Linked DNA regions of Homo sapiens: all the other regions are linked to region 1. Evidence: chromatin contacts called from ENCODE Hi-C data. All regions are on one chromosome and are shown on one strand. Each heading gives the region's core, a stretch centred on a gene start or an enhancer-like site at or near the end of the contact. The rest is flanking DNA. Distances are from core to core; before and after follow the strand shown. Region 1 holds the start of NSA2 (NSA2 ribosome biogenesis factor). Region 2 holds the start of PTCD2 (pentatricopeptide repeat domain 2). Region 3 holds the start of AGGF1 (angiogenic factor with G-patch and FHA domains 1).

Region 1 (2,875 bases), core at 115-2,614:
GCTACTTGGGAGGCTGAACCTGGAGAATCGCTTGAACCCGGGAGGCAGAGGTTGCAGTGAGACGAGATGGCGCATTTGCACTCCAGCCTGTGCGACAAGATTGAAACTCCGTCTCAAAACAAAACAAAAACTGCCTCAAAGCCGGGCGCTGTGGCTCAAGCCTGTAATCCCAACACTTTGGGAGGCCGAGGCGGGTGGATCGCTCGTACCCGGGAGTTCGAGACCAGCCTGGGCAACACGGTGAAACCTCATCTCTACAAAAACTACAAAAATCAGCCAGGCTTCGTGGCGCGAGCCTGTAGCTCGCTACTTTTGAGGCTGAGGTCGGAGGATCGCTTGATCCCGGGAGGTCGAGGCTGCGGTGAGCCGAGCTCGTGCCCCTGCACTCCAGCCTGGGCGACTGGGCGAGATGCCGTCTCAAAATACCCATAAAAACAAAAACAAAAACAAAATACTGCCTCAAATACAAGCACTAAGAATTAATGAAAGTATTCTTTTGGTACAGTTCTTTTTGTTCATCAACTGAATCACGCTGCAAGCTGTGAAGTAATTAAGGGAACTTCTGCAACTGTGCAGTAAAAGGGTAAACCTGATAGTGTATTTAAGTAGACGTACTTTCTGGTAGTTAATTACTTCTTGACACTAGGGGGCCACTAAATACAAGTCCACTCAGCATTTGATTCGGTGCACCAAAATGCCTCAGAAATTTCTGGAATCAGTCCTGTACCTCCAAAAAACCAGAATGTTATCTTCTTCTTTTCTAACAGCTGCAAAGCCCCAGTAGTTCCATTTTTCTGTACACTAAGTTTTCATTCCTCAGTATCCTTCACAATCATGCACACATTACACAGAGTGACCGGAACAAAGATGAGTCGACTTCGCCGAATGATAGAGAAAAACTTCCATACTGAGCGAACACCGAGGGGAGTCCGGAGGCCCTGTTGTCCTCTTCCGTGGCTGGCTGTGTCCGTCGCAGCCTGAAAGGTCAGCGGTACCCAGCGCTGTGACAGGGTCACAGGCGCGCGATGTCTCACAGCTCGGAGCAGTACTCACCTGGCATTAGGCCGCGTGCCGCAGGCCAGCTCTCACCGCTGGGCTCTTGAAGCAGGAGGCGCGAGCCGCGCCAAAGTCTGCAACGGCCTCAAGTCTCGACGCCAGCCTAGGCAAAAGGCAATGTATCTAAACGAAAAGAAAATAGGCTTTCTCCGCTCTACCGCCTCGGGCAGCCACACCTCCACACTTCCGGCGGTGTACCGGCCAAATGCCGCCTGCCAGCAACTTCCGTCCTCCTAGCTAAAAGCGGAAAACAGAGGCTCGGAACCGCTGCGTGGTTCTTGCTCTTCACTCGGCCGTTTTAAAGGGTGACTCTTTCCTGTCCCGGCCTGCGTGGTGTGGGCTTGTGGGTCTTTGAGACCCGAAAATTGAGAGCGTTTTCGCACTCCAGCGGCTGCTCCTGGCGGCTCTGCGGCCGTCACCATGGTAAGGAGGATGCCTCGGACGCTCGCGACACACAGCGTCTGAGTTAGTGGGACCTGAGGACTCTGGGGCGCTGGGGTAGGGGGTGAGCGGTGGTAGGCGGAAATGAGAACTGCCAAGAGAAAAGGATGGTAGACCCGTGGGGTGGGCTCTGAGGAGTGGAAACAACTTCACATTCGAGACACAGACGGTATTTGCCAGAACACAAGCTTTGGAGCAAGATTTTACTCTGTCCTGTTTTCTTTTTTCTTTTTGATCCACCGCTAAGAGTCCTAAAAATTCCTGATTTCACCACAAGCGTGGTTATCAGCCCCAGAGCCTAATGGGAATATGGTTGTCCCTTGTACAGTCTTAGATGTCAGTCCCGCCCCCTTCATTTTACTGCTGAGGAAACTGAAGGCGTCCTTGCCAAAGACCAGACAGCTAATGAATTGCGAAGCCGGGCTTAACGGCCCAGATCTAACTGCCAGGTCCTTTCTCTTTGTGTTACGTCTCTATAATCTGCGTTTCTTTGCAAAATGGCATTCCATACACCCTTCATGTGATTGCTGCAAAGTTTATGTGATAGCAGTTGGTAGCAGCACACCTTGTTGGTTGTTACTTAACATTGCTCTCTGTGCTGGACTTGGCTTTGTATCATTTTTATTTTTGCAGCCTTAAAATACGAATAGACTCACGCCTGGCCGCGTGTTTAAAACGTGTCTAAAATGCAAAAAGCATCCCATACATTGCTGGTGAAAAGAAAAATAATGCACTTTTGGAAAACGGTCTGGCAGTAAACACACGTCCACATGAAGACTTGCATGCAGTTGTTTATTGCAGATTTATTCGTAATCACCCAAAACTGGGAACAACCCTGATACCTATCATCTGGTCAGCGGGTAAACAGTGGTGTATCCATACAATAGCATACTACTCAACAATAAAAAGGATTGAAGTTCCTATACCTGCAGCAAATTGGGTGAATCCCAAAAGCAAGAAACCAGATTCAAAAGGCTATGTACTACTGTTGATCCCTGTTTCATTCTGGGAAAGGCAAAACTGTAGGGATAGGTATCAAACTGAGGGTTGGGAAAGAGGATTGACTTAAAAGTTACATAGGGAATTTTAGGGGGAAATGGAAATTCTTTGTATTTTGATTGTGGTGGTTACAGAACTGTGTAGTTAGGAAAAACTTAGAACTGTATACCTAAAAAGGACAGGTTTTACTGTGTGTAAATTATGCTTCAATAAAACTGACTTAAATTTTTTAAATGTGAAATGAAGGTGTTATTAAAAAAGCAAATTATGTCAAGGAAAAAAGATACTGTAATCAGTTCATCCCTTTTGTGGTCCAGTAGATTTTGGACCATTCCCTAATGAGATTATTAGAGATGTAAGCCCTGATGCCTCATATCAT
Region 2 (2,875 bases), core at 1-2,500, 2.4 Mb before region 1:
GAGTGTGATTATTGCATTTTTATCAAATATGTCTGTCTGGATTATGTGGTTAGAATCACTGCAAATTTGGCTTCTATAAATACTTTAAAACTTTTTTCCAATGTTTTCATTATCAGATCCACTATGCAGGCTTTGAGTGGGCTGCCATTTAGTTCAGATATCAAAGTATTTTACAAGTAACTAATAGCATTTATTATCTACACGTGGAAAACTATAGCAAAGAAAGGTCAATCAAAAGTTGTGCTCTAGGTCATCAGATAAAATGAGATTAATACTGAAAAATTCTTCCACGAAGACCAGGGGTCCAGCTAAATGTGTGGTGGTGGGAAAAATGTTTATCTGACGTCCCTCTAAAGAAACCTCAGATGGGAGAAAAATGTCCCAGCCCCAGGAATGGACACATTTAGGTTTTTCCTTTTTTTTTTTTTTTTTTTTTTTTGAGACAGGGTCTCGCTCTGTTGCCCAGGCTGGAGTGTAGTGGCGCGATCTCTGCTCACTGCAACCTCCGCCTCCCGAGTTCAAGCGATTATCCTGCCTCAGCCCCCCGAGTAGCTGGGATTACAGGCGCGCGCCACCAGGCCCAGATAATTTCTTTGTATTTTTTAGTAGAGATGGGGTTTCGCCCTGTTGGCCAGGCTGGTCTCGAACTCCTGGCGATCCGCCCGCCTCGCGTTCCCAAAGTGCTGGGACCACAGGCGTGGGCCACCGCGCCCGGCGCACATTTGGGTTTTTCGTGGTCAGCAAAAGCACGACCACCCCAACACATAAATCTGGCGAATCATACGCAAATTCCCTCATGCTATATAACCTTCCACTGCTCTTCGTACCTTTGGACAGGAACATACTGTTATTTTAGGGAAGGAAATGGATCAGATACCTTGTCTCCTTCTTCTGCACTACCAAACACCCCAAATGGCGTCCCTAGCAATCAGATTCCAGAAACGTTTCCTCTCCTCTTGAAAGCCCACCGCTCCCTTCACCCAAAAAACAGAATAATCAGGGGCCTAATGAAGCTGTCCGGCCAACCTGCAGGAGAGAGCTGAGGAAGAACCACTTGCCGCGCCAGGAGCATCCCGCGCCGCACTATGGAGGCAGCCATCTTGGAGCGTACCAAAAGGAACAGCCAACGGGTTACGGACAGAGGAAGGGGCGGGGTTACAGCTCGACCTCTCGGGGCGCCCAGAATTGGACGAATCCCTTTTGTCGCTCTCGACGACAGGACCGACGCTCCGCCTCCTCGCCCCGGTTCCAGTAGTTGGTATGGTCCGAGACAGTATGGCTGCTGCATTTCGGCCCTCGAATCGAGTTCTCCTGCAGGCGCTGCAGATTTTGGTGTATCCTGGGGTGGGAGGCTCCGGCTCTGTCAGCTGCCGCTGCCCTCTCGGAGGTATCCGCGGCTTTAGCCTAGGGAAGGAGGGGAGGGATGGGAGAGAAGGGAGTGTTAGATCCCAGCTAGCATCTCTGTGGAGCAGCCACAGCTCCTAAGTCACTCACTGGCCTGGAGCGCACCCTCGCCCTCTAGTTGCACGTGGGTGCAGTGGTGACCACTGGGGGTCGTGGATACCCCCAGTGCCTGCAAATCGAAGGACTGCTGGGGTATTGACCTTGGGGCTGTAGTGCTCCCTCAGATGGGGCGACGTTCGTCTTCAGGAACATCCCTCCCGCCTTGGGTGACTTTTATTTATTTATTTATTTATTTTTGAGACGAAGTCTTGCTCTGTCGCCCAAGCTGGAGTGCGGTGGCGCGATCTCGGCTCACTGCAGCCTCCGCCTCCCGGGTTCAAGCGATTCTCCTGCCTCAGCTTTCCGAGTAGTTGGGACTACAGGCGTGCGCCACCACGCCCGGGTAATTTTTTGTATTTTTAGTAGAGACGGGTTTCACTATGTTGGCCAGGCTGGTTTCGAACTCCTGACCTCGTGGTCCACCCGCCTCGGCCTCCCAAAGTGCTGGGATTATAGGAGTGAGCCACCGCGCCCGGCCTTTTTCTTTTCTGCAGAGTTTGGAAGCAGAGGTCTTATGGAGTCTCAGTTCTGCTAACAATCTAAAAGACTTAACGGCACGTTTCTTCATTTTTCAAAACTATCCTCTAACATCTCTATGAAGAGAGTTAAATCTGAAGATGCTAGTGAGTGATAGTAAAAATGTTTGTCAGGCATTACTTTAATGTAGTTTACATACATTAATTCCTTTTCTCTAGACAACACCCAGCAAGAGAAGTACCATTCTTTTCTCCATTTACAGAGGAGGAACAAGGTTAAGTAATTTGCCCAAAGTCAGAGGGAACTGTTAGAGGTGGGATTTGAACACACCCAACAATAGAAACCTGCTCCTAACCACTTCACTGGACTGCCTTTCTGTAAATAAATAGCAACTTTTATTGTTACCTTGTTACTGCAGCTCACAGAACTCTGTTAGTGCGTGATTCTTCGGCCACGCTTGGTCCGTTTTATCTCATGCACAGCCAAGGATCCTAAAGAAAGGATGATGTTTCCCAAATCTACTAAGCTGTGATCAATGATTTCCATGTATCTCAAATGTATTTTGAGTCCACATCTGAGAGGCCTTAACCCCCTCATTTCACAGAGGACAAAACTGGGAGTTCCAGTGGTCATGCTGCAGCTTTTTCCACTACACTGTGCTTCTCCCTGGATAAACCAAAACTAAATATGCCTGTTTTGCATTTAAATGTTATTAGTTTTTTTTTTAAATGCCCTTGATACCCTTAACCGATGGCAAATGCCCATTTGTACTTCAAATCCCAACTTCCTGTCAACCAGTCCCCACACAGGTTTATCACTAGCTACGGTTAATCACTAGCTTCTTTCACACACACAAATAAAACCTGTTTTGCTGAGGATTTGCATTCTCTGGTAG
Region 3 (2,875 bases), core at 145-2,644, 2.3 Mb after region 1:
CCCCTTTTCCACAGAATATTGTCTCTCTCTTATTTTCCCACCAGGGATGCTCCTTTTTGCGACTCAGACCTAATGTACTTGCTCTATTTTCCCGGGGGGTCTAAACTCAGGAACCAGAAGAATGACTAAATGAGAAATAAAAGTAAAATTCTGAGCCCCTGAACTGACTGAATAGACCCATTGTTCACTACATAGAAAGCCAGTCATTGAGACAAGGAGTATTGCCAGGGAAGAAGGTTCTATTTGGGTGCTGCAGCCAAGGAGAATAGGAAATCAGTCTCAAATCCATCTCCTCAACCAACTAAAATTAGAGGTTTATATGGCAAGGGAGAAATGTGACTACATGTGAGAAAACAGGAATTAGTGAGCGGTAAGGATGAGGACTTGTTCAACAGGCAGCAGGTGGCTGGTTAGGCAATCATGATGGGTGAGGGGTATGGTGCCTCATTGTCCAGATGCAGTGATCTGGTAAGTTTCAATTCCTTGATACTATCTGGGAGGCCTCATGGTTGGTTTCCCAAGAAAGGAACTCAGATAAGAAAGATGTAACTTTCTGAAGTTTTAAGACTGGGAGGGTAAATTTCCAGGTTTATTCAAAAGAAACCATAAACATCAGTTCTATAGGACAGTTGGGCTGATTTCACACCAACCAGCATTCCTTCCTGATAAGAGACCACCAACCACAGAGAAGTTCTGGCCAATCTACCAGGGACTCACAGCGAGGGTTTTCATGTCCTCTGCTTTGCCATTTGACATCAGAGGGCTGAAAACTTCACACTGGGATCATGCTAACACCACCATTTTTTGAATATGGGTCCCATAGAGAGGCAGGAAGCTTAATTGTGCATGTGCATATTTCTCCTTTCATAAATATTCATGAATCCTCCTACAGCTCATTGAATATATTTGGCCACCCTGCTCAGCATAAATTTCTGTTCCCTTTGTCCTTCCTTCCAAGTGTCTGTTCTCAGCTTCTGACCAGAGGCTATGCTTCCAAGCCTGTCAGAAAGGCCACCCTGCAGGCTGTAACCCTTCATGAGAAATAAAGCCCTTTTCTAAATTTATTAACCTCCTCATTCTTCAGTTGACATAAGTAGAGCATCATAGTCCCCACAAATCATTTCTGGGATACTCTGTTCTTATTTGTAAAACAAGGAGATAGGAAATGCATGCTATACTAAAAGTTTGTTCAAAGAACATCCGCACGTGCAAATGTCTGAGACCAGAGGCTGCAAGCCTCCCTGTCGCTCTTAGGGCTTCGGTAGCCACATTGCCACAGCTCTCCACGCCCTCAGGTAACGCCCCTCCGCAGGCCGAGACGTCGGCACGTACACTGTCAGGTCTTCCCGCTTTCCGTCGCTTCCTGTTCCGTCTTGGTCCCGCCTGCCGCTGGCGCCGTTGTTTCCGGCTCAACTGGGGAGCTGCTGGAGCTCTTCTGGCCTCTGGTTTTCCGACTGCTTATCCGACGCTCCTCCCTCTGTCTCTGTAGCTGGAGAAGGTAGTTTCCAGGAAAGTTTTCCGGTTTGCAGGCCGCGCACATCGGGCAGGGGCCATCCTCGGTCCCCTTGCTCGTTGCTCGCAGCCCCGTTCGGCTACAAGTGAGTTTCAGGGCGTCATGGCCAGGGGCCACCGCGGCCAGCCGGGTGTGAGGCTGCCTTTCGCTGCCCGCGCGCTCCAGTGGTCTCTGGGTCCGCCGGCGTCCGTTTCGGCCTGAACGCAGCCCCTCCGCGGCGACGAGCAGTCTCGCGCCGGAGCTCATGGCCTCGGAGGCGCCGTCCCCGCCGCGGTCGCCGCCGCCGCCCACCTCCCCCGAGCCTGAGCTGGCCCAGCTAAGGCGGAAGGTGGAGAAGTTGGAACGTGAACTGCGGAGCTGCAAGCGGCAGGTGCGGGAGATCGAGAAGCTGCTGCATCACACAGAACGGCTGTACCAGAACGCAGAAAGCAACAACCAGGAGCTCCGCACGCAGGTGCGCGGTCCTCCTCAGCCCCGCGCCCCATCCAGCCCAGGCGAGGCCTTCGAAGCCCGTGATAGCCTCGGAAGGGGTCCCTGGCAGGGGCTCAGAACTACTGTAGAGTACTTAAAGTAAATAAGTAGAAGCTCAGCGCAGTTACAATTCCAAGTACCTTAGGAGCAAACCTGAGTTCAGGTTACTTGATTTAAATCAATGTCTCGCGGCTGGCGTGAATTGAACTTAAGTACTGTGGCTACATTGTCTTCATTCTCACTTGACCTAACATCCCATTGGCAGTAGGCGCATTTACTGTAGATCACATTTGAGTTTATTAAAATGCTGGACTTGAGTCAGAATCCCATCTCTGCTATTCACTGGGTGTGTGAACTTATATACCGAGTCTCAGTTCCCCATTAAATGAGAATGATAGCTCACAGTAGTAAAGGTGAAGTAAAACAAACAATTTTACAAACTTTTGAATGCTATACCTGTTTAAGGTTGCTCTTCTGGGCGTTTATCATCTTCGGCTTTCTTGTGTAAGTAGGGACGATATATAACTGCTTTTGTTGGAGACGTTAAGCAGCTTATTTCGTTTCCAAGATGGTAGGGGCAAATGTTAATACTTAAACTGTCACATTAAAAACAACCTTGGCTGGACGCGGTAGCTCACGCCTGTAATCCCAGCACTTTGGGAGGCCGAGGCGGGCAGATCACCAGGTCAGGAGTTCGAGAGCAGTCTGGCCAGCATGGTGAAATACAAAATTTAGCCGGGCGTCTCTACTAAATACAAAAATTAGCCGGGCGTGGCGGCGGGCACCTGGAATCGCAGCTAGTCGGGAGGCTGAGGCAGGAGAATTGCTTGAACCTAGGTGGTGGAGGTTGCAGTGAGCCGAGATCGTGCCACTGCACTCCAGCCAGGGCGA

What was found. A loop is a pair of places that touch in the nucleus more often than their neighbours do. Pooled maps may share reads with other maps.
Region 2: a pooled map shows a loop between it and region 1 (12-fold over the local background). The contact joins the promoter of PTCD2 here to the promoter of NSA2 in region 1. A Hi-C loop is called at or near these places in 5 of 50 pooled maps.
Region 3: a loop to region 1 is called in a map of CD8-positive, alpha-beta T cell, with 7 times the contacts of the local background. The contact joins the promoter of AGGF1 here to the promoter of NSA2 in region 1. A Hi-C loop is called at or near these places in 2 of 168 maps with a recorded cell type or tissue (CD8-positive, alpha-beta T cell and naive thymus-derived CD4-positive, alpha-beta T cell) and 12 of 50 pooled maps.

Annotation. Positions count from the first base shown.
Region 1 is chr5:74,765,885-74,768,759 of GRCh38, forward strand. It overlaps NSA2 (NSA2 ribosome biogenesis factor), which reads left to right and starts at 1,365. Exons shown (of 6, transcript NM_014886.6): 1 at 1,365-1,479. The coding sequence starts at 1,477. GFM2 (GTP dependent ribosome recycling factor mitochondrial 2) reads right to left here and starts at 1,233. Exons shown (of 21, transcript NM_032380.5): 1 at 1,054-1,233. RefSeq lists an enhancer at 946-1,385.
Region 2 is chr5:72,319,123-72,321,997 of GRCh38, forward strand. It overlaps PTCD2 (pentatricopeptide repeat domain 2), which reads left to right and starts at 1,251. Exons shown (of 10, transcript NM_024754.5): 1 at 1,251-1,387. The coding sequence starts at 1,261. MRPS27 (mitochondrial ribosomal protein S27) reads right to left here and starts at 1,118. Exons shown (of 11, transcript NM_015084.3): 1 at 1,027-1,118. The coding sequence starts at 1,099. RefSeq lists enhancers at 169-710, 711-1,251, 850-1,179, 1,240-1,449.
Region 3 is chr5:77,029,010-77,031,884 of GRCh38, forward strand. AGGF1 (angiogenic factor with G-patch and FHA domains 1) reads left to right here and starts at 1,395. Exons shown (of 14, transcript NM_018046.5): 1 at 1,395-1,967. The coding sequence starts at 1,758. RefSeq lists enhancers at 1,053-1,632, 1,272-1,621, 1,633-2,212.